Linked DNA regions of Homo sapiens: region 2 is linked to region 1. The links are chromatin loops, found by intact Hi-C in ENCODE. Cell type or tissue: Caco-2. All regions are shown on one strand. Links, peaks and the distances in the headings refer to the core of each region. The heading gives the core; the rest is flanking DNA. Region 1 has its middle 67 kb from the start of BTG3. Region 2 has its middle 160 kb from the start of LINC03147.

Evidence for each region. A loop is a pair of places that touch in the nucleus more often than their neighbours do. Peaks named below come from ENCODE experiments on the same cell type or tissue, not always from the same donor. Only the 100,000 strongest peaks of a DNase experiment are listed, where the experiment ranks them.
Region 2: it touches region 1 in a loop (6-fold over the local background); 2 of 110 quality-filtered maps call a loop at or near these places.

What each region holds. Positions count from the first base shown.
Region 1 is chr21:17,674,948-17,684,858 of GRCh38, forward strand. No RefSeq gene overlaps it. Among named protein-coding and RNA genes, the nearest start is that of BTG3, 67 kb to the left of the region's middle. In Caco-2, for the core only: a CTCF peak has its summit at 4,244 (motif pointing right); no DNase peak of the experiment used is centred there.
Region 2 is chr21:18,035,912-18,045,822 of GRCh38, forward strand. It overlaps a transcript of CHODL not described here. Among named protein-coding and RNA genes, the nearest start is that of LINC03147, 160 kb to the left of the region's middle. In Caco-2, for the core only: a CTCF peak has its summit at 5,266 (motif pointing right); a DNase peak (open chromatin) is centred at 5,330.

The DNA of each region.
Region 1 (9,911 bases), core at 885-8,884:
CAAAAGTAATTGAGGTTTTTGCATCACTTTAATGGCAAAACCGCAATTAACTTTTGCATTAAACCTCATACATACATCATGTAAGTATACTTATATACATACTTTAAAAATATCTTCTCAGTAGCCTTCTCTTTCAGCTCTCCAGTAAAAGGGCGTCCAAAGATGGTAGCCTTCTCTTTCAGCTCTCCAATAAAAGGATGTCCAAAAACGCATACCTGAGGAGCACAAAAATACCCCACTATTTCCAGGTATTGGTCCTGTGGCAGGCCAGGTCTCACTAATGCAGTCTTCCATAACACCTGCTTCGGTACTGACTGACTGGCTAAGTTTTAAAAGCCAGTGCCCTTATACAAAGACTGGAATGTAACAAAAGCCCACCAAGAGTTTTGCCTAGGCTTTTCCTGAGCCTTAAAGCATAACAAAATAACGAAGGAATCCTTAACGGGACCCATTTAGGATTAAACAAGTTTTATTGGGAGTCTGAAGAAACTCCCCAGGCTTCACAAAGAAGCTTATTGGGGTTCTGAAGGAACTCCCCAAACCTCCATGATTTAGCAGGAGACAAGATAAGGGTAATCACCCCAGCACCTGGACCCATTTAGATCAAGTAAATTTATTGAGGTTCCAGGGGAAGGTCTCAGGACTCAGACCTTAGTTATAGATTAAAAGAAGTTAATCATGGCCAGGCATGGTGGCTCAAGCCTGTAATCTCAGCACTTTGGGAGGCTGAGGCAGGTGGATTGCCTGAGGTCAGGAGTTCGAGACAGCCTGGCCAACGTGGTGAAACCCCATCTCTACTAAAAATACAAAAATTAGCTGGGTGTGGTGGCAGGTGCCTGTAATCCCAGCTACTCAGGAGGCTGAGCCAGGAGAATCGCTTAGAACCCGGGAGGCAGAGATTGCAGTGAGCCAAGATTTCACCACTGCATTCCTGCCTGGGTGACAGAGTAGTGAGATTCTGCCTCAAAAAAAAAAAAAAAAAAAAAGGAAAAAAAGTTAATCACATGTGTCTTTAGATGAATGCACACTTACATGTAGACATATAGCTTACAAGGTATATAAGCGCTGGAAAACTTTGTGATTTTGAGTTGGTCTGGTGATAATTTCCAGGCCTTCTCCCTGTAAACGGCTGCAGAAATAAAAACTCTCTTTCTCCCCAGTTCATCTGCATCTCGTTATTGGGCCACGAGAAATAGCAGCCTGATAGTCAGTTACATCTGGGAACAGTCCTACAATGCAGTTTTCTGTGTTAGAAATAGCAATAAATCCATTCGAATGCAGGGTCCTGAACTAAGAACCCGTACTTTAAAATCTAACTTTTTCATTGCCATGGAGTGAGCAAAGGGGAACACAAACAAAAAATTAATAAAAGCAGACCAAAAGTACACTAGAAAAGTAGACAGTGAAAAAAGGAAAGGAGAGATAGATATGACGAAAATAAAGTGTTATATTCAGAAATCAGAAAGTAATACTGATTGTAACATTTGTTAAACTCTTCCTTTATCCCCAGGCTCATGCTAAGCACCTTACCTTCATTATTGTATGAAGTCCTCGTGGCAGCTATGTGGGCTTGCCACTATTAATATTTCCATATTACAGAAATATAGGGTCCAGCCCTACGGAGCTTGGCGGGTGTTCTCCTGGTGTGCAGAGATGAGAGATTGTAATAAATAAAGACACAAGACAAAACGATTAAGAGAAAAGAGCTGGACCCGGGGACCACTACCATTAAGACGCATAGACTGGTAGTGGCCCTGAACGGCTGGACACACTGATATTTATTGCATATAAGACAAGGGGGCAGGGTAAGGAGGGTGAATCTTCTAAGTGATTGACAAGGTGAAGCAAGTCACATGATCACAGGACAGGTGGCCCTTCCTTCTTAGGTAGCCAAAGCACACAGAGAGAAGGCAGCATAGGTCAGTGTTTTCTTCTATGCACTTATAAGAAAGATCAAAGACTTTAAGACTGTCACCATTTCTGCTACCGCTATCTACTACGAACTTCAAAGAGGAACCAGGAGTATGGGAGGAACATGAAAGTGGACAAGGAGAGTGACCATTGAAGCACAGCACCACAGGGAGGGGTTTAGGCCTCCGGATGACTGCGCGCAGGCCTGGATAATATCCAGCCTCCCACCAGAAGCTGCTGGAGCAGAGTTTTCCCTGACTCCTCCAAGGAAAGGAGACTCCCTCTCGCAGTCTGCTAAGTAACCGGTGCCTTCCCAGACACTGGCGTTACCGCTTGACCAAGGAGCCCTCAAGCGGCCCTTATGCAGGCGTGACAGAAGGCTCACCTCTTGCCTTCTAGGTCACTTCTCACAATGTCCCTTCAGCACCTGACCCTATACCCACTGGTTATTCCTAGGTTATATTAGTAATGCAACAAAGAGTAATATTAAAAGCTAATGATTAATAATGTTTATAATAATGATTGATAATTGTTCATGATCATCTCTATATCTAATTTGTATTATGACTATTCTTATTCTAACTATTTTCTTTATTATACTGAAACAGTTTGTGCCTTCAGTCTCTTGCCTCGGCACCTGGGTAATCCTCCGCCCTCAGAGACAAGGAATCAAGGGTGAGTCCATTAAGGCAATTTGCACAAGAAATCCCCAGTAAGAAAGTAAGTGGGCCGGGCTTGGTGGCTCATGCCTGTAATCCCAGCATTTTGGGAGGCCGAGGCAGGCGGATCACGAGGTCAGGAGATCAAGACCACCCTGGCTAACACAGCGAAACCCTGTCTCTACTAAAAATACAAAAAAAAAAAAAAATTAGCTGGTCATGGTGGCAGGTGCCTGTAGTCCCAGCTACTCAGGAGGCTGAGGCAGGAGAATGGCGTGAACCTGGGAGGCAGAGCTTGCAGTGAGCTGAGATCGCACTACTGCACTCCAGCCTAGGCAACAGGGCGAGACTCCATCTCAAAAAAAAAAATTAAGTGGTAGAACTTGCATATATTAAAAAAAAAAAAAAAAAAGCCCAAGCTGTCTGGACTCCAGAATCTGAACTCGTAGTGGGTATCATGGAGAGAGGGAAAAGTATAAATATAAAAAAGAGAAAATATGTAACAAAAGAGAAATTAATTCCTGCTGTATGTGGAGGAGACATTACAGGTAATTGGTCTCACAAGTGCCAAAATATACGCTACAGCAGGTGTCCCCAGCTACTGGGCCAGGGACTGGTACTTGTCTGTAGCCTATTAGGAGCCAATTCACACAGCAGGAGGTGAGCGGTGGGCGAGTTAGCATTACCACCTGAGCTCTGCCTCCTGTCAGATCAGCAGCAGCGTTAGATTCTCATAAGATTGCAAACCCTATTGTGAACTGCACATGCAATGGATCTAGGTTGCATGCTGTTTTTGAGAATCTAATGCCTGATGATCTGTCACTGTCTCCCATCACCTCCCAGATGGGACTGTCTAGTTGCAGGCAAACAAGCTCAGGGCTCCCACTGATTCTACATGATGGTGAGTTGTATAATTATTTCATTATATATTACAATGTAACATAATAGAAATAAAGTGCACAATAAATGTAATGTGCTTGCATCATCTTGAAACCATCCCCGCATCCAGTCCATGGAAAAATTGTCTTCCATGAAACTGGTCCCTGGTGCCAAAAAGATTGGAGACCACTGCTCTATGGGATCCATGAGCCTTGTACTTTACCCTAAACCAGTGAATTCACAAAGTCAAGGAGTCAGAATGGGTTTCCAAAGCTCTCCTTGAATGGAAGCAACCAGAAACTGTGGTGTAGATTTTACTTTTACAAAAGTGAAACAATTCTTTTGAATAGAATAACTTTTTATTCTCCTGCTTAGGAGAATGTTCACGTGTCCTTTGATAAAAATATTTACACTTATGTATGTATTCACATCGCCGAGTTGGAAAGCAGAATAGGTAGAAGTTCTTTATAACATCTGATATGCAAGAATATGATAATTTTAGACTTTTTGTCCTACAAAGTAGTCCTATGGACCAAAGGTGGATGGCAGATTTATTACTGTTCTTGGGAATTCAGGATGGGTGTCAAACAGCGATAATCATATTTCATTATGGTCTAGAGTAATTTTAGAAGTTCATTCTGAAAGTTCCAGCATGTATTATTGATTATTGTTCTATATGAATTAATCACAGATGAAATGTAAGATAGAGTGGTGTCTTGTACAATGAGTTACATAAAATTAAACGGGTCTATACAAAACTTCTTAGTGGTAGAAAAGAACAGTAACTGCAATACACCACAAGAGGGCAAACTGGTACTGTTGAATATCAGTAACTTGGCTGCAAAGAGTGCAATGAAAGACAAGGTGATGTCAGATCCAAGCCAGTTTACTTTTCTGCAATCATTCAAAGATCAAATCAGAAAGCTTTTCTTTAGTAAGTTTTGTGGTATTTGAGAAAAGTAATAAGGTCTTACTAGTTAGTAAATAAAGCATACTGCTTTTTACTTTCATTGAAAAAAATAAGATTTGTCTCTAAAAATATATTTTCCTGGGTTAATATTGTATTAGATACATACTTTGTATCATCACCAATTGTCAAGAAAATTTGGGGAAAATTAAAAGAAAAAATTATTTTCTTTTTTATCAGCAGTGTACAGCAATATAGCAAAACAAGCTACAAATAGGTGAAATTGGGGTTCACTTTAGCAGACAGGAGAAAGGTTAACAAGGTTAAGGTTAATATGATAAATAAATTATGGCAGAGAATTGAGGCAAATGAATAGAGATTCAGACAGTTCTCCCTGACGCTTCCCCTTACACATGTAACTAGGTGATTCATTGTAGATTAAAGAATGCCATTTGACAGGGCACTTTGGCTCACGTCTGTAATCCCAGCACTTTGGGAGGCCGAGGCGGGCAGATCACGAGGTCAGGAGATTGAGACCATCCTGGCCAACATGGTGAAACCCCATCTCTACTAAAATACAAAAATTAGCCAGGTGTGGTTGCGGGCACCTGTAATCCCAGCTACTCAGGAGGCTGAGGCAGGAGAATCGCTTGAACCTGAGAGGTGGAGGCTGCAGTGAGCTGAGATCCCACCACTGCACTCCAGCCTGGGCGACAGAGCAAGACTCTGTCTCAAAAAAAAAAAAAAAAAAGCATTTATAAACAAGACTGTCCATTAATTTTTAGGCCCTAAATTGTCTTTTTAATAACGAGTGCAATCTGAAAATGAGGTTCTTTGTATGTTGTGGCCTGAAGATAACGATAAAAGATAAAGAAACATTGGCAAACTGCAAAATCCTCACAGCACATGCAGTTTAGAGTGATGCTAGAAGTAATGTGATGTTTCCCTATTGAAAGAAAACTTATAAATATTTTCACTAGGAATGTTCCGTTAGTCCAGGGGTTGGCAACTTTTCCTTTAAAGAGCCAGATAGGACTGGGTGCGGTGGCTCACGCCTGTAATCCCAGCACTTTGGGAGGCCGAGGCGGGAGGATCACAAGGTCAGGAGTTCGAGACCATCCTGGCTAACACGGTGAAACCCCATCTCTACTGAAAATAGAAAAAAATTAGCCTGGTGTGGTGGCAGGCGCCTGTAGTCCCAGCTACTCAGGAGGCTGAGGCAGGAGAATGGTGTGAACCTGGGAGGCAGAGGTTGCAGTGAGCCGAGATCGCGCCACTGCACTCCAGCCTGGGTGACAGAGCGAGACTCCGTCTCAAAAAAAAAAAAAAAAAGAGCCAGATAATAAATACTTCTGGTTTTGCAGGCCATCTGGTCTCTGTCTACTTCTGGCTACTCCTTTTTGCCACTGTAGTGTAAAAACAGTCAGAGACAAGCAAATGAATGGACGTCATTGTGTTCCAATAAAACTTTAGTTAACAAAAATAGATGTCAGGCTAGAATGGCCCCTGGGTTGCAGTTCGTTAAACCCCACTTTAGTCTAGCTGTGGACCCCTTCATAGTAAAGGAGTAAATGAGAAGGAGAAATAAACTTGAGACTTGGACGTAGGGACACAAATAGCCTATAACTGGAGAGCAGAAGGTTATAAAAATCTCCACCTCAGGTCCCAAGAGATGTTCAACACTCAGAGTCTTAACAAGAAGCAAAAATTGTCTTAGGAAAAAGCGTATTTTAGAAAATTGGTTGAAACACATCCATAGCCTCATGCTTAAAATATGTAAATCCTGAAAGTGAAGTAAATCTAAAAATGTATGAGCTGGGGATTCTGTCCTGAGCATCAGAAGCCCGGGCATTTTGAGCCATCAAGAAGTAAGGAAATGCTTGAATCTTGCAGGAAACAGTAGGGTTTTGCAGCAAGACCATTGTGGGTGACAAATTCGCTCCAAAAAGCACCCTCATTTTCTGAGTGTAAGGAAACATCCCATAAATTACACCTCACAGACATTTCTAAAAGACCACTGGAAATTTAAAAATTTTGAAAACTTATTTCGTCATTTGTAGAAAGAACAAATTTTCAAAGAGTGACACATGCATTCTACTTTGATTTGAAAGATGAGCTAAGTTTTTCATGAAATCAACTAATTAATTGCTGGGGGAAAAAATGGCTTAAAAGAGTATATACTGCAATGGTGCCCAAGTCTGGCTGTAGGAAAATGTCAAGGAGACTTTTGTCAATGAAAAGTGGCAAACTCTGTAAAATATTTGAAGAGATGTATTCTCAGGTAAATATGAGTGACCAATGGCCTCTGACACAGCCCTCAGAAGATTTTGAGAACACGCACCCGAGGTGGTCGGAGTACAGCTTGGTTTTATACATTTTTGGGAGACATGAGACATCAATGAATACATGTAAGATGTATATTGGTTTGGTCCAGAAAGGTGGGACAACTCAAAGCAGGAGACCTTCCAGGTTATATGTAGCTTTAAAGATTTTCTGATTGGCAATTTGTTGAAAGAGTTATTATCAATAGAAAGGAAGGTCTGGTTACAATAAGGGGTTGTAGAAACCAAGGTTTTATCGTGCAGATGAAGTCTCCTGGTAGCAGCCTTCAGAGAATAGATTGTAAATGTTTCTTATCAGATTTAAAGAGTCTGTTCTGTCAATAATTCCAAAATGGAGGAGGGTATAATGAGGCATGTCCAGCTCCCCACTCCCATCGTGGCCTGAACTAGTTTTTTCAGGTTAACTTTGAAATGCCCTTGGCTGAGAGGAGGGGTCCATTCTGTTGGTTGGGGGCGGGGGCCTTAGAATTTTATTTTTTGATTTACTTTTTTTTTTTAAAAAAGCAACACAGCTTCCCAGATTTTACTCCAAACACTGAATTGGATTTTCTGGAGCCTGTGTGTGACACAGGCATTTTTATGACACTTCCCAGGTGAGTCTTGGTAGAAACCAGGCTAGCACCAGTCCAGGGAGTGGTATTTAGGAAAGAAAAGGACAAAGTATAAAACTTGGGTTTGATTTTGACCATTGTTGGGGCCAAGGAAAAACTATTTCACCCTCTGAAGGTCTGGTGAAAAATCAACTCACAAAAGGCATAAAAATCTATTAATGTGCACACAGGGGAGAACCACAGAGCGCATGCAAGGACAAAGCTGAACTGCAACAGGAATTTGGAATTGAAAGCCAGTTCCAGTCCCTAATGGGGTGCAGAAGCTTATATACCATCCTGAAGTACAGAAAGGATAGAGGCTCAGAGCATGGCCGATAAAAGGTTACGGTGGTAAATCAGGTTATAGTGATAAGACAGGCTACAAGAGGGAGAGAAGAGGAGGCCTGTAGCAAAGGTGGTCTTGTTATGTAGGTGAAAATTCACAGCTGGCAGCCCTCCAAGAGGGAGAGAAGAGGAGGCCTGGCTAGAAAAGTTGGTCTTGTTATGTAGGTGAAAATTCATAGCTGGCAGCCCTCCAAGAGGGAGAGAAGAGGAGGCCTGGCTAGAAAAGGTGGTCTTGTTATGTAGCAGACCTCAGACTGAATAGATGATGAATGTTTCTTTCAGGCCTTTAAAGGTGTCAAACTCTCAGTTTATCTTTCCTAGATCCAGACAAGAAAGGGCCTGGGTGCACCGATGCAGATTCTCTACAGAGGTGAATCTTCCTCACAAAAGACAGCTTTGCAGGACAACTTCTGTTTACTGGCTCTGTAACAGCCATCTCAAAATATGTCAACTAAATATATTTGCGTTAAAATATTTTGATTTCCTTCACTATGCTGAGTTCAAAGCTGCACCCTGCCATGTATTAGTCATTTGTCCCTGAGCTGGTGATGTACTCTTTTAAGGCTTCAGTTACCATCCCCATGACATGAAGCCAGTGTTTGTCCCTAAGGTAAGGATGGAAAATCTGAGAATGTGACTCTGTGTGGGCTTCAAGTATACATGCTTTATCTCTTTCACACCCTTCTCCTCTTTCTTCCTGGGAACAATATAACTGGATTTGCTTCACTCAGCAATATACAGAATTTTACTGAAAATGAGAGCCTTTGGAGAAAATATATTATTTTAGCTTTGTTCCATTGAAGCATTTCTTCCTGAATTTCCTGAGAACTCTGGGTTTATTTATTTTTTAGACTTTTGATTTTATTTATTTATTTATTTTAACTCTTTTTTTCCAATAAGTTATTGGGGTTCAGGTGGTATTTGGTTACATGGGTAAGTTCTTTAGTGGTGATTCGTGAGATTTTGGTGCACCCATCACCCAGGCAGTATACACTGCACCATATTTGTAATCTTTTATCCCTCATCCCCCTCTCACTCTTCCCCCTAAGTCCCCAAAGTCCATTGTATCGTTCTTATGCCTTTGTGTCCTCATAGCTTAACTCCCACACATCAGTGAGAACATATGATGTTTGGTTTTCCATTCCTGTGTTACTTCATTTAGAATAATAGTCTCCAATCTCATACAGGTAACTGCAAATGCTGTTAATTCATTCCTTTTTATGCCTGTGTAGTATTCCAATGTGTGTGTGTGTGTGTGTGTGTGTGTGTGTGTGTGTGTGTGTGTGTGTATATATACATATCACAGTTTCTTTATACACTTGTTGATTGATGGGCATTTGGATTGGTTCCATGATTTTGCAATTGTGAATTGTGCTGCTATAAACATGCATGTCAAGTATCTTTTTTGAATAATGACTTATTTGCCTCTGGGTAGTAGTGGGATTGCTGGATCAAATGGTAGTTTACTTTTAGTTCTTTAAGGAATCTCCACACTGTTTTCCATAGTGGCTGCACTAGTTTCCATTCCCACCAGCAGTGTAGAAGTGTTCCCTGTTCATCATACCCATACCAAACATCTACTGTGTTTTGATTTTTTGATTATGGCCATTCTTGCAAGAGTAAGGTGGTATCGCATTATGGTTTTGATTTGCATTTCCCTGATCATTAGTAATGTCGAGCATTTTTCCATACGTTTGTTGGCCATTTGTATATCTTCTTTTGAGAATTGTCTATTCATATCCTTAGCCCAGTTTTTGATGGGATTGTTAGTTTTTTTCTTACTGATTTGTTTGAGTTCATTGTAGATTCTGGATATTAATCCTCTGTCAGATGTGTAGATTGTGAAGATTTTCTCCCATTCTGTCTGTTTACTCTGCTGACTGTTCCTTTTGCTGTGCAAAAGCTCTTTAGTTTAATTAGGTCCCAACTATTTATCTTTGTTTTTGCTCCATTTGCTTTTGGGTTCTTGGTCATGAAATTCTTGCCTCAGCCAATGTCTAGAAGGGCATTTCCAATGTTATCTTCTAGAATTTTTTATAGTTTCAGGTCTTAGGTTTAAGTCCTTAATCCATCTTGAGTTGATTTTTTATAAGGTGAGAGATGAGGATCCAGTTTCATTCTCCTACATGTGTCTAGCCAATTATCCCAGGATCATTTGTTGAAAAGGGTGTCCTTTCCCCACTTTATGTTTTCATTTGCTTTGTTGAAGATCAGTTGGCTGAAAGTATTGGGTTTATTTCTGGATTCTCTTTTCTTTTCCATTGGTCTATGTGCCTAT
Region 2 (9,911 bases), core at 1,087-9,086, 360 kb after region 1:
TCTGTTTCTATTGATTGATTTCTTTCTCTTCATCCCACATCATATTTTCCTCCTTTGCATATTTGGTAATTCTTACTTGGCTGACAGACATTATACATTTTATCTTGATTATTTTTATATTCCTATAAGTATTCTTGAACTTTATTCTGGGATGCAGTTAAGTTACTTGGAAACTGTTTTATCTATTAGAGTCTTGCTTTTGAGCTTTGTTAGGTGAGATCATAGAAGCCTGTAGTCTAGGGCCAATTATCCTTTATTACTAAGGCAATACCTTTCTGAGTACTCTACCTAATGACCTGTGAATTCTGAGATTTTTTTCAGTCTAGCTAGTAGGAACACAAACTATTCCTGGTTATGTGTCAGTTCTGGGGAATATTACCTGTAATCCTTTTGGCATTTTATCCTTGGCTTTGTGTAGTTTCCTCACACACATGCAAAGATTAACACTCTGCTGAAGGCTCAAGAGGTATCCTCTGCATATTTCAGGGGCTTGCTTTGTGTATAGGACTGTACGCTCTGGCACTCTGCCCTGTGAACTCTAGCTACCTTGGCCTCCTTGGAATCCTAACTCAGTTCAACTCAGGAAGACCACTGGGTTCTGCCTGAGCTTCCTTTCCCTGCACTGTGGCCTGGAAACTCTGCCTAGGCACTAGAGTGGGACAGCGATAGGTCTTCTTTTGTTTATTTTCTCTTTATCAGAAATCAGTCTTCTTTCCATCTTGATTGAAAACAGTTCTATTATATATATTATCATGAAGAAAAATTTAAGGCAGTATTGGAAAGCTTTTCTAATTTTTTTCTGTTACTTGATGTTATAATTGTTTCTTTTCCTTGTAAAATTAAACTTTTTTTTGATTTGGGCAGATATGAGTGACTTCAGTAAAATTCCCATAAAATAATTAGAACTCTAATATTAGCCAGGAAACTGGGTGGAGTTCTTTCTATTGTAAAGATTTTACTATTTATGGCAGCTTGAATAGCATTGCCCTGCCATATTCAATCATTAACCAATAATATTTTATCCATGCAGATTTTGTACCTATTTTAATATCTAAAACCACACCTGAAAACCAAAACAATTTTGAGGAGACTGATATCTAGAAGGTTAGTATGCCCAATAAAGGTATGAAGAATTCTGGTAGCATTACCTTCTGGAGATTTTAGATTTCCATATATAACATATTTTCACAATATCAGACAATGGGGATGAGTAAGAATTATATTTTAACTCCAACAGACCTACATTGAATTAAATCCTGCTAGTTCTGATACTAATAATTAGAAAACTTATACAGCAAGCGATCCTATGTCTTGGAAGGAGATTTAATTGGCATCCAAGTAAACAGAAAGTTGGGCTAAGTGAAATGTATATATTCTGACTTTTAAAAAATTTTAGGTGTGGAAAATTCTTATTTTGTTAGTAGGAGTAGACAATGTAAATGGAGGAACTCTCAAAAGTCTTCTAAAATGAAGATGGGATAGATCCTAAAATGGTAGAGTAAGAACAATCTTTTAAAATTATCCATAGCAGGAAACAGGAAAAATTATTAGACTCCTACCATCTTTTATAGCACTATGAAGTTCTGGCCTCTATGAAATAGAAGCAGAAAGTCATTAGGAAGACAGAGGTTGAGATGGAAAGGTAACATAATGATAGAAGTAGTAATGAGAAGTGTTAAGTGTGTAGTGAAGGGTAGAGCTGATACCATCAAAGAATTAAATCAGTGATGGAGGATCACTTGCAGAAGCTCTCCAAGATCAGAGAGAATAAAGAGAGACCAATAAAAAGAATAAGTGGGTAAATAATACATATAGAGGAAAAGAACTTGTAGAATGTTTGATGGTTTTAGGGTATCTGACATAAACATTAGAACACTTAGCAGCAATAACCAGTGTTAAGAGAGGGGAATATACAAACTTTAAAAAAAATCAGCATACAGATTTAACATTTTCCTCTCATTTATGCAGAATCAATTCTACAAGTCTTGCATTGTTTTTGATAAGAAAACTGTTTGCATTCTTACCTTTGTTTCCCTGCACATAATGTTTTTTTCCGTGCTTTTAAGACTTCCTCTTTATAACTGGTTTTAAGCAATTTGATTATCATCTGCCTTACAAATACAGCTTTACAATTTTTTTTAATCAGAAAAACATCTGGTACTTTCTCTTTTGGTGAAAAGTTTACTAAGTTGCTTCCAAAAGAATGATTTTTTTAGAAAAGACTAGCCTCAGACTTCTCTTTAGTACTAAATGTCATAATGAAATGACATTAAAATGGAGAATTTTGAGGGAAGAAATTTGAAATGCTAAATTGTGCATTTCCCCAAGGTGTCTTTTACGTTTCTGAGCAATAGAAAGACATTCCCAATGTATAAGGGCTCAGAAGATATATTCCACATGTAAATCAAACAAAAGTAGACAATAAATTAACCTCAGGCATTTGAATGATCATCAAAAATTATAAATTCAAGAGAAGTGGTAATTATGAAAGACATTGATTATGAATGATTTTTTACACAATTTGACACGAATTCAGGAATCCAGTTAAATATAGTTTTAGCTGGACTCTATGTCATGATAGTTAAAGTCGTTTCTGAGATAGTTTGCTGAATTTTTATTTTTTTGCTTTCACTGTATTTCCATTGACAGTGACAAGTGTTTCTTATGCTTTATTATTGAAACTAAGTTTAGATAGAAGCTCTTCCCATATTTGATGACCACTTAAAGTAAGTGGGAAAAATACTTGCCAACAATCACTAAATTACTTGCACTTGGAAAATTACTAAACACATACTTCAGAGTAGAGGTGCATAGAAAACTTAATGACCATGAGATATGAGTGGATAGTTTCTGTATCATTAAAAATCAAGTAAAATGACTTGATGTAAGATTTGGGGTATTTTAGATATTGGGAATGCCTGACAAATAATCTAGTGGCAAACATTAATTGTAAGTCCCTTTTCAATGTCATCTTACATGTAGAATTTTTGAATATTTCATCCATGGTACTTAAAAATAAGAATCTAAAATATGATCCCAGATATGTAAACAAAATATGCTTGGATAAAAAGAAGATAAAGACTTACCTAGATAAGTCCATGGGGATCGCAAGATGTCTTTCTTCTTATGAATTGATGGTCCAAACTGAAATTTTCATTCCATCCCATTTTGGGATGGAAGCTATTTAGTTTAGTGATAATTCTGAATCGAGGGATTCTTAATGGTCAGGATTTATGCTGCCTCAATGTCAAGTCTGTACTAACTCCTCTGTGTTAACACATTACAAATAAATCTGAGAGATATATATCTGTTATTTATCAACTCTTAGATATTCATTAAGTTTGCTATTCTAATATTTTAAGAAGAAATCTATTTTGATTGTTCATGATAATGTAATAGAAAGTGTTAAGTTTGTAGCTTTAGTAGTTAGGGGTAGGGATTGTGGTAGGGAGTAAAGGCCTTAAGGTCAAAGAGTCATATCCCATGCTGTTCTCTAAATCTTGTATGAAATCTTGGACATCATGGATAAAAACCTTAGACATCATGTGTGAAATGTGTTCCTTGCCTATTCCTACCTCTCTTCAATGGATCTTAGAATATTTGACCTGAATTTCTTATTTGGGAACACTTTTATATTGTTTTCTATATTCTAAATCTAGAAATATTGGCCAACTTTTCATTCGACATCTAAGGAACTCTAGAGCCTTGAACTTGCTTTGACAATATGGCTTCTGGTTCTAATTTGGGGCTCCTTAGAGATCCTGAATATAAATTACTCCCTATCCTCTATTACTTATTGGAAAAACCTAACCCCTAATCCTTATGTAACTCATCTTGATGCTACCAAAACCTCAACTCTGGCACCATGCCTTTTTTAAAAAAATTAAATAAAAGTTAAAATAACAATTAAAGCCTTTGCAAATTACCCTTTAAGAGATTTATGGATTGCTATTTTTTCTGCTTAACTCCAGTAAAAGGAATTTGACATTTATATAGATATTAGTTTTCATTTAACACATGTTGAGACTTTAATCCTTATTGGGTCTTGCTGAGCCTCCAAACATGGACTAAGTTCACAGGATAGTTTTTCACAGATGGATCACATCACATAAATAAGAATGTAACTTCACTCAGAACATTCTTTCAAAAGAAATATGTTATTTAACTATTCAAACCTCTTATCATAATTGAGTCTTATAATTTATTTGTTAAAGGCCCTATTTATCTTTGCTCATGAAATAAAATATTCAAAAACAGATTACAAAGTAGCATGGTCATGCAAACTTTGGTAAAAGACTCAGAACACTTTATGTCCACTACATGTGGACAATTCTTTCTGCATATGAACTGCCCTTTCCTGCATCCACAGCTCTTATCCCTTCACTCTGTATTATCTTTACAAAAGAGAAGGAGACGACATACAAAATTAATTTAAGTAAAGGTCTGCATTACAACTGAAAGCCATTAACTGGCAGTGGCTCACCAAAGTACAGGCAAAAATCAATTTTAATTAGTATTTTTGGCTTTAATGAAAAGTGATTACAAAATTGGCATTTTAGCTAATACTGTTGAGATTTATGGTGAGCTGATGCTAATTAATTTTCTGTTGAATTGCTGTAGGCCTTAGTGTCTTCAATAAAATGGTATATTTGCTGATACTAGGGCTGCATCAGCAGTTCAGTTTTGTAACAAAAAGCTTCTTAATGGTTTACAGGTGTATTTTACACTATTGCTCTAAGCTACAGTGCATTATTATTTTTTCCATAAAAAGACTGTTATAGGTAATCAAATTTCATACCATTTTATTAATTGGGACCATTTTATTTTAGTGTATCTTGAGTGTTATCCACAGAACTCTTTACTTCAAATATAGCTTTCTTTTGTCTACTCGCAGGTGGTAAAAAAATCAGATGATATACTTTAATTAGAGAACATTTCATGACTGATTTCTCTTTATTTCTTCATTTTTCCTCTTCCCTTGATTGTATTGGTAATAAATTGGCTTCTGAACCTAGTTACATGCTTTAGATCCATTTTAAGTCAGGAAATAAAAAAAGAATTAAGCTTTACAATTTACTCTTGTCATATGATTTGAGTTTTAAATGCTCTTTAGCTTGCTTTTATTGTGATTATTTCCTCCCTTTTTTAGAAAAGTGAAACAGTCCTTACTGAAGACTAAAAATTATATGATGATTTCTGTAAGCTGAAAATTTGTATCCTGGCATTGATTTGGTTGGACCTATGAAAGTCATTTTGTTCATTTGTTATCGGTGTTATTGGCCTGTCATAGACAGACACAAGGTGGCGTTATCCACACTCAAAAGGATGGCCTATGGAGAAAGAGAGATAGTGTTGGAGTCTTAACTGACCGTGATTGGCTTTGGGGACTTGGGTAAGTTACTTAACCTCTCTAAGCTTCTGTTTACTCAACTGTGTGATGAAAATAACTATGCCCATGTCAAAATATATTTTGAGCATTAAAATTAAAAATGACTTAAAGCAAAACATTCAACAAACAATAGCTATTTTTTTTTAAATGAAAGCCATTTTATTTTGAAACAATGTTTTGTTAAACATCATTTTATTACCTACTGAAATATATATAAAATTGGGTTACAGATTTTTATAATATTTAGGATTCACGTCATGCAGATGCATTTTGTGATCGAAAAAGTCTAAGCACAATATATGATTAAATCATTAATTAGTAAAACCAAAATGATAGAAAATTTAACTGAGAACTATAAGTCTTAGAATTTTGTAGTAGACTGAATGGAATAGGCTCAATTTAAAATAACTGAGATGTCTAGTTCAGTTCTTTTTCTTTTAAAATGAGTACATAGAGGCTCATATTACAAGTTAAATGACTTGATTAATAAATTACAGGTGAGTCTTAGGAAGGGCTTGATCAATTCTACTCTAGTGGCAAATTTTATGGCTTTTATATGTGCTAAAGGGAGCCAAATTCAAATTGATCCACTAGAGATTAGCAATAACTATATGAGAAAGCGTTTGTAGTCCAGATTTAGGATGATATGGGAAGCTGAATATATTTTTTTTAATTTTTAGGTAGAATTTGGAGAGGTGAAAAAATCTTGCTTCTTCTCATTGTTGCCTAAAACATTAAACAGCTTATCACATGAGCTGATGAACGGTGTCCTGTAGGCTTTTAGAAAGTATACTCTTCAATATCCCACTTAAAATTTGAAAAAAAATGTAAATGTTCCACTGAAAAGACTCTGGGAATATTTTCTGTTTAAAAATTTTTAATTTTAATATTTTAGAAGGGGAGACAATTTGTTTTCCAGGAGCACAGCACAGATTTAAATACACATTTGCTAGTCAGGTCTTGGATGAATGGACCCCCTTCTCCCCACCCCCTTCTGCAAACCTTCTTACAGCCTGATTGAGATGGCCCCATTTTGGGGCCCACAAATTGTATAAAATATATCCTCATACCTCAGAGCTATGGCAATAAGAGACATGCTTGGTTTTCATTTTCCAGGTACAATAGAATTATAGAATTATAAATCAGAAAGAAGCCTTAGGGAATATTTATTCTAAAATTCTCATTTTGTAGATAAGGAACTTAAAGCACAGAGGAGTTATAAAACTTGCTCTTGTCACCCAGCCAGTGTGAAGCAGATCTGGGAACTACAGTTCAGGTGCTCTAAACCATAGCTTAGTGACCTCTCCTTTATTCTATATATCCAGTGGTTTAGAAATAAGTTAACCATTTTGTTCAAAATGTGCTTCATTTTATGTTTCTCACATCACTTGATGTGCATAAACTTTCAGGTAAAATATTTTAAGAGAGAAATTCTCTTGCGCAGAAGGTGAAATAATAGAGATACATATCTGGGATAGTTGCTGGGACACGAATATGCAAAATTGTTGAATTTTCAATGTGTCAGCTTTGGTCATTACTTAGTCTTCACCTTTGTATGTCCAGAAAACTTGATTTTGGGGCTGTATTTAAGAATGGTCATGTTCTGGCCATTTTTTTTTTGTTAACTAATTCAAAATACCTTTATGCAAAATGACAATATTGAACTACAGTGAGAAATTTAACTTCTGAGTGAATGAATGAATTATTATTTGCTGTTCTGGAGAAAAGTCTACATTAGGAAGACAAATTATAACTGCAAGATTGCTAATGAATCATAGACACAGAGAAGGGAAATTGGTTGTATGCTCTTAATGATCCTGGTCAGCAAGATGATTGCTAAATGAGTCTATCTCTACTATAGGGGTGTATTGGCCTAGAATACCAGAAAACTCATTGCAGGGCTAGCCTCAAGGGTGTGCAACCTGTGCAGTCGCACTGGGCCAACACACAGAAGGAACCCACTCTTGGTTTAATGCTCTGCTGTTGTTGTCCTGATGTTTTTAATAACATTATCTTTGGACTTGTGGTTTGTAAGTGAAGTCTGTTGGGACAAAGGAGCATGCCTGTGAATGAATAGAGGATATATATGCAGTATGTGAATCTGTCATTTCTTGCTGCCTTATTTTCATTGAGCATCTCGAACACAATAAGATGTTCCATGAACACAGAATTCCAGTAGACCCAGGATGTGTGGGAGTTCAGAGAGACTCAAAGTGTGTTACTTGTACTAAGTAAGCACAGAGCTGACAGCCCAAGTGGCCATTCTTTCCATTCTCACTAGAACGTGCTTAGGTTCCAGAAGGATGACATGATGCTATGAGAAACACTTCTATTCTTTCATACTCATGCTACTTTCCTGTATTAGTTACCCACCTAGGCTGAAAATGATGACATGGGAGGAAAAAGAGAGCAACCTTGTATTAGTCCATTTTCACACTGCTGATAAAGGCATACCAGAGACTGTAATTTATAAAGAAAAAGAGGTTTAATGGACCCACAGTTCCACAGGGCTGGAGAGGCCTTACAATCTTGGCGGAAGGCGAAAGGCATGTCTTCCATGGATGGTGGCAGACAAGAGAACGAGGGCCAAGCAAAAGGGGAAACCCCTTATTAAACCATCAGATCTTGTGAGACTTATTCACTATCACAGAACAGTATGTGGAAACCATCTCCATGATTCAGTTATCTCCCCGCCACAACACATGGGGATTATGGGAGCTACAATTCAAGATGAGATTTGGGTAGGGACACAGCCAAACCATATCAGACCTATAGTTTCTTTTCCTTTCAGTCCTTTTGAATTCTTCAGTAAACTGAAGGTAGAAAGTATTGGTAAAATGTGCACGTAATCAAGAAGTGAAATAAAAACAGTTGATTTAGTTTTGTGCTGTGTTTCTCCTTTGCTGGTAAGAATGAAATATATATGCATGTATGAGCTACAAAATGTGAATTGTGTGATTTCAATAATTTCACATACAAATGCTCTTGTATTTACATTTAAAACTAACATTGAACAATATAAATAGTGAAGTTCATGCTAATAATTTAAAATATTAATTTTTCTTCAGTTAGGAAGAGATTAAATAGTGAATAAAAAACACCACATCGTTGAGACTGCAGAAAAAAGAAAAATCTTTATTTTTTTAACACTTTTACTGGCACATTTTCCTGCTGTTTTAACTAACAACATTGAATTTTCACTTTGCGCTGTAACCTACAAATTTTGGAGTCAGTACTGACTCATTGTGGTCCATAAGAGAGCATTCTATATCATTCTCCAGACACACTGCCATTTTCTGAATTTCAAGCAGATAATCTTCTCTCTTTTGGTAGAAGGAAAAAGAAATACCTTTTTTTTCCTTTAGATCGATTACAATATAGTTGATTATATACTCTTTTATGATATCAATAATAATTCAGTCATGCCTTCTTGAGATTGTATCCTGGTCCTCTTGATTAAATTTTGATTTGATTTGCAAGCTAGCCTAAATTTACTCCAAGTTTACTCTTCAGATGGCTAATTTCATCCTACTTCACAGAGTTGTAAGGGCTTAATTTATGTATTCAATAAATATGTACTGAGCAGCTATTTCCAGCAGGGCACTGTGCGAGGTGCTGGGACTCAGCAGTGAGTAAGATAGACAGGGTCTATGTCGTTATGCAGATGCATGTGGGTGAGGGAGACAGACAATAACAAGTACATAAAAAGGGCAAACTTCCCAGATTTAGATGAATCGGTGATAAGAAAAAAGCAGTGTGATGGAAAAAACAGTAACAAGGAAAGGCCATTTTAAATAGTGTAATCAAGGAAGGACTAAGAACAATGTATAATATCTGATCTGGGACCTGAATAATGAGTCAAAGTTCTAGAAAGAGAACGTTTCAAACAGAGGGAGCTAGAATTATCAAAGCCTAAAGATAAAATACCCTGAGTGTGGTGAGTTGAATGATGGCCTCCAAAAAGATATAAACATGCCCCAGACCTTGTGAATGTGAGCTTATTTGGAAAAAATTACATTTGCAGATGTAATTAAGGATCTCAAAATGAGATAATCCTTGATTAACCAGGTGAGCCCTAAATCCGGTGAAAACTGTCTTTACAACAGATAGAAGAGAACAAGACAGACACAAAGGAGGAGGCCATATGAAGGCAGAGGTACAGATTGGAGTTCAGTTGCCATAAGCCAAGGAATACCTGGAACTCCCAGAAGCTAGGAAGAGGCAAGGAAGAATTTTGCCTTAGAGTCTTTGGAGAAAGCATGGCCCTGTGACACCTTATTTCAAGTTTATGTCCTCTAAAACTGTGAGAGAATACATTTTTGATGTTTTAATTCACCTGCTATGGTTTTAATATTTGTGTACACTCCAAAGTTCATGTTGAAACTGAATCCCCAATGCATCAGTATTAAGAGGTGTGACCTTTGGGAGGTAATTAGGTCAAGAGCACTTATGAATGAACTAGTAATCTTACAATTGACTAGAAGGAACTAGCTAGGCCCCCATTTTTTGCCTTTCCCTCCCT